Regions from separate parts of the Homo sapiens genome. Here region 2 is linked to region 1. The links are chromatin contacts, found by Hi-C or POLR2A ChIA-PET in ENCODE. All regions are on one chromosome and are shown on one strand. The core of a region is the stretch at or near the end of the contact, and the rest is flanking DNA. Distances in the headings are between cores, read along the strand shown.

Evidence for each region. Hi-C counts contacts between places; a loop is a spot of excess contacts on that map. ChIA-PET counts read pairs that join two places held with the same protein, here RNA polymerase II (POLR2A).
Region 2: a map of endothelial cell of umbilical vein shows a loop between it and region 1 (5-fold over the local background). The contact joins two enhancer-like sites. A Hi-C loop is called at or near these places in 1 of 168 maps with a recorded cell type or tissue (endothelial cell of umbilical vein). POLR2A ChIA-PET finds 5 or more read pairs at or near these places in 2 of 52 experiments (OCI-LY7 and WTC11).

What each region holds. Positions count from the first base shown.
Region 1 is chr13:37,655,341-37,658,057 of GRCh38, forward strand. All of the region lies in intron 6 of TRPC4 (transient receptor potential cation channel subfamily C member 4), which reads right to left. Among named protein-coding and RNA genes, the nearest start is that of POSTN, 58 kb to the left of the region's middle. Within about 2 kb of position 1,396, at least 5 of the 41 ENCODE cell types and tissues checked have a DNase peak (open chromatin) inside an H3K27ac peak, as active enhancers do; they include endothelial cell of umbilical vein, where a contact is called at or near this core.
Region 2 is chr13:37,126,467-37,129,183 of GRCh38, forward strand. No RefSeq gene overlaps it. Among named protein-coding and RNA genes, the nearest start is that of CSNK1A1L, 22 kb to the left of the region's middle. Within about 2 kb of position 1,330, at least 5 of the 41 ENCODE cell types and tissues checked have a DNase peak (open chromatin) inside an H3K27ac peak, as active enhancers do; they include endothelial cell of umbilical vein, where a contact is called at or near this core.

The DNA.
Region 1 (2,717 bases), core at 146-2,645:
ATAAAACAATAAAGCTTGGCATGATTATATATATATATATATATAATTAACTTAAACATTAATATCAACAGTAAAATAACCTTTTAGGACAATTATAAAATTAAACGATAAAAAGAGTGAAATAAAACTGTTTTCCTCAAACTAGTAGAAATGGTGTACTTAAATTTCCCAAGAGCTTTGAAAGCTAAATTTAGTTTCCTAGGGCAGAGAGAGGCAAATGTGGCATGGGTACTGAGTTAAGAATGGTTTTCACTTTCTAAAATGGTTGGGAAAAAAATCAAAAGAGTGATATTTTATGACATGAAAATTATGTAAAATTCACATCTCTATATCCATAAATAAAATTTTATTGAAACACATCCATTCTCATTCATTTATGCATTTTCTATAGCTTCTTTTGTGCTACAATGGCAGAAGAAAGTAGTTATAGCAGAGAACATATGGCTCAGAAAACCTAAAATATTTACTATCTGCTCCTTTTCATAGAACATTTGTCAATCTCTGTCCTAGGGCACTAAGTCATCACTAATAAATGATAGATCCCAAATTTTAGGCTTTAAAAAGTTTGCTCTTTTACTGATTTTGCTTTGGTTGTAGGAGAATTGAGAACATTATAATTACTACAGATTTCTATGTTTACAACTAAAATTGGACATAATGCATCTTGTAAGATGGTAAAGAGTCTCAGAATGCTTACGTAATAAAATTTGATGGGTTTTTGGTTTTTTTGGTATTTCAAGGAACATTTTATTTATTCTAGCCAATGAATGAACTCTGGCTATTTTATTGAAAATAATGTCCCTTTAACTTACTCCAAAAAATGAAATAAGCTGAGGACTATCTGAACTCAAATGGAGAATTGTTTGTTTCAAAGGGACCATAATAATACATTAATATAGTGTAATAAAACGATGATAGAGATTTCATACTTCTTGGTAAATCGTTAAAATGAGACTATATTTAAATTACAAAAATAAAATGAAAACCTTCTCATACACGGCATGATGACTAAGGAGGTAGGATTTCTGTCTATTGGGAGATTAGCATTAGATTGGAATGGTGTTGCAGAACCAAGTCAATTATGGCTTCTGGCAACTCCCAGCCCCAGTGGCATTGTCCCCTGTATGCCCTTTTATGGAAAGGTAGTCCTTGTGTAAGACTCTGGAGCTTCTCACCCAATACCTCCATGGACTAAGTCAATCATGGTCAAGTGACCCAAGGAGAGAAAATTCATATAAGGCCAGTGGCCTGTGGCATGCATTAAGGCAAAAAAGATCAGAATTCCCCTCTAGAGAAGTTTGCCTTAAAAATATCAAGATAATTGCCCAAAGGGGTTGGGATGACAGGGGTTATGATGTGGAGTCAGAGTCACTGGAATGACGGGATGCCAAAGGTTTGAGACAGCACAAACTAAGAAGCAGAGAATTGAGGATGAATAAGCCAGGCAATAAGTAAACTCGGAATAAGGATGAAGTAGCTGACTCATTTTAATGCTGACACACAGAGTAACAATCCCATGGCCCAGCACTACGTCAACTCCGGCTCTTCCCAAAGCTGGGGCTTGCTCTAGGTTCTGCCCTTGCAAAGATAAACCCTTACTCAGAAGACTGAAGGGCTATAATTCTTTGCATGTTTTTTTATAACTAAATGCCTGTTACTTGAAATAAGCTGTGAATTCTAGTGCATATAACCAGGAGATTCCAGCTAAATATGCCTAATTGGCATTCAGGATGGAAATTGCTTTTTTAAAAAGGTAAAAAATTTCATATTTTTAATTGAGCAACTAATTTTAAGACAGAAAATTTAACTATTTATTTTCTAGACCTGTAAAATGACGGAACAACAGATTATTGTGAAGGAGAAAGGGCACTGATCTGATCAACTTTAGCCAGACTGTGATTCTTAAATGGAATGCTGTGCATTCTACGAGGAGGTGATCACATATTCTTAGAGGAAAACCCAGGTGCCAGATTCCAACAATAATAGAGAGAATTCAATCTGACTCATTGGCCCTAGACAAAGGCCACTAAAGCTACTCTTTGAAAATTTCTCAGGAAAAAGTAAATTTGGCCCATGGCCATGAATTCTTTATTTTTAGTAACTTTAAAGACAACTTCTAAAATTAATCATAGTGTCCTTTGGATTTAATGTGAAAGAATTGTATTCTTTCTTTCCAAATAGTTTATGTTCTCACTGTGAGTATACACATAAAAATCAGCTGGTTTTCCTGACATGAATAGCAATTTAAGGAAAGTTGTAAGTTAAATATTATAAGTTATACAATATATAGTGTAAAATGTTACCACATAAACCCCATTACAGGTTCTTTTTCAAATAAAAACAATGATGCAGAATAAACCACTTATTATTTTGAATAGTACACATTTGCTCCTGTCTACATAGTAACTACTAATTTTAGGAAACATTAATAAATACTTTTGCAAAATATTTATTGATGTTTAAAAAAATTTAAAGGGGAAAATTCTAAATAAAGTGACATTTCATGATTACTTATAGATTATTTCTTTCTTTTATTTTCCTTCTTTTAGTGGAATAAGTCAGTGGTGAGATTTAAAGACTAGTTCCACTTAACTAAAATATATTTATTTCTCAGAGGAATTAAGACCCTGGCCTTAGTGTTTCTCAATGAATTGTTCAGATAACAGGTGGATTTTTAAAAAATCAGTCTAAGTTAACATTTCAAAGCCACTGCTTTC
Region 2 (2,717 bases), core at 80-2,579, 530 kb before region 1:
TATTGCATAAAAGACAATAACAAAGTGAATTATGTACAAGGCTAGACTTCATGCTTTGACAAACAAAATGTAGCAGAATAGTTTCTTTAAGTGGAACTTCTGGACAAAATTTCCATATGAGATATAGGTAGCATGGATGAAATAGAGATGTTAAGACATTTTAGTTTTTTTGTTTTTTGTTTCGATCTTTCTGAAGGATGACTTACCATAGTTTGAGGGGGATGTAGGGAACTAATACATTAAAAAATAGATGTTGGCTATTATTATGATGAAAGGAAAGTGGTTTACTGTATGGAAAATATCATGAAAGTTTACGCAGATTTGGGAAAGAGAGTGATCGAGGCTCAGAGGTTGCCCTGAACAACACATGAAGAAAGGAAGGCAAGAGTAATGTGAGAACATCAACTCTAAAAACTGAAGTGTAGTCTGACGGCCATGAATTCTCATAAGTCCCTAGTCGTGTGAACTTTCCCTTATTTTCCTCAATAAATGTGTATTTGTATATATGTTTGTGTATGTTTGCTTTTTTCGTTCCCTCAGACAACTGAGAAATACTTTGTACTTCGCTATCCAGTATTTATATGTCTTACAGCACCTTTTCTCCTTGTATGTTAGTTTTTTCTTCAGTATCCTTAATTTTAAAGCTGTACTTCTCTTTTCTACTCAGTTGTCTTTCCTATCATTTAAAGCCATGAGATTGTTTGCTTTTCCTTCTCAGTGCATCCATCCCCCATACAAAGACTCTTTTATTTTCTTATTTATGGAAGTTTCTTGCCGTCACATTTTGGCATTCTTCCAGACAATAAGCAGTTATGTAGCATTGGCAAAAGTCCTGCATCTAGTTCTAAAGAGATGTAGCCCCACTGTGTATCTCAAATTTCCTCTTGACCTGACCTTTCTCTTTGCCCTGGCTTAACTTATCTGAGTTTGCTGGTGGTGCCAAGTTCCTTCTGCTTGTGAGCTGAATTAATGAAAAGGCATCAACATCAACTTCCCTTCCTGTAATACACACACACACACACACACACACACACACACACACACACCATCATCATCATCATCATTATCATCATCATCATAATCATATCGTTGGGGAAAGTTTTCATGTTGACTTTTTTGGGGGAGACGGTTATGAAGGTAGCATGAGGAAGGTGAGGGTAATAATAGAAATTCAGTAGATCTTGCAGGACAAATTGCCTGATTCAAATGGTGAGCTACTCTCATTATATTCAGAGTAGGCGACATAATGTATTCACTTCTTTCCTTTTCATGGGCAAGTTGTACTTGTGTAAACAGAGGGAGAATAGTACACATCTGTTCTGTTTCCAGTCCTATGATTCAGACTATTTTAAGTTGCCAAGAACCAGGAAAGTCTGGAGCCATTGTTTGCTGACATAGTCAATGGAGTTCAGTCGGGAAATAGGAGCAGCCAAATGTTCCCCAAAACGGAGGTGGTGTGGCTTCCACCAGCCCACCAATGTCAGCCAGCCTTACTTAAAACTTACTCAACTGCACAAAATTGCAGATGAAGTGAATAACCTAAGCTCATTTCTCTCATCATTACAATCTCCAAAACACTAAGTTTCTTTTAGCAACTCAGCACTGTATTAATTTCCTGCCAGGCAGAATACTTCTCTAGCCTTCTGTGGAGGTCTTTTTTTATTAGTCACCCATGGATTCCTTTTCCCATAGTGCTGCCTGGAATATTACCAACCTATGGTGAATTTAATTTTAACCATCATGTTACATTCTTTGCTTCCTCCTTTCCTTCCTTTTATTCAATACGTATTGAAGGTCTATTTGCTAAACACCATGGGAGGTACCAAGGATACAGTAGTGAAAATACAACACCAGGACGCTAGAGTCTAGGAGAGAAGAAATACTTTTAAAATGAGTGAATTATTACCATAATATGTCCTACAGAGGGGAAGTACAATATAATATAAGTATGTATACCAGGATGAACTAACCCACCTGTGGAAGTGACATTTAAAAGGAGACTTGGAGAGTGAGTAGAAATTACTGAGACAAAGGGTTTGAACGTAAGGGCAGAGCTCACGGGATCTTTGTCAGGCAGAGGGAATGGAATGTGCAAAGGTCCTAAGACCTAAAGGAACTAGGTGAATTTAAGAAATCTCCCAAAGGTGAATGAGGCCTGGACTCAGAGTGCATGGAGTGTCTGAGATGTTATGTTGAGGCCAGATGAACCAGAACCAGGACCTTGTAGTCAGGTTAACAGTTTAAAGTTTATCCTATTATAATAGGGTGAGTTTTAGGGTTTATCATGTTGCAGTAGGTTGCCTGTGAGATGAAATTAAAGAAAACAGACACAAGGCACACAGAGTTATTTATTTATTTATTTATTACAGGGTCTCACTCTGTCACCCAGACTGGGGTGCAGAGGCACAATCATGCTCACTGTAGCTTCGACCTCCTGGGCTCAAGTGATCCTCCTGCCTCAGCCCACTGAGTAGCTGGGACAATGGCTACTCTTGGGCTCAAGCCATCCTCCCACTGCGGCCTCCCAAAGTGCTGGGATTATAGGCGTGAGCCACTGTACCTGGCACAGACATTTAAAAGAGATAAACTGTTATTCTAATCTTGTCAGCAATTTTATTTGTAAAGTGAAACCATTACTTTATCTTCTTTGTTTCGGGAAGGTCTGTTTTTGTGTCTCAACAAGACAAATTGGAACCCACTCATCTAGGGTAAGTGTA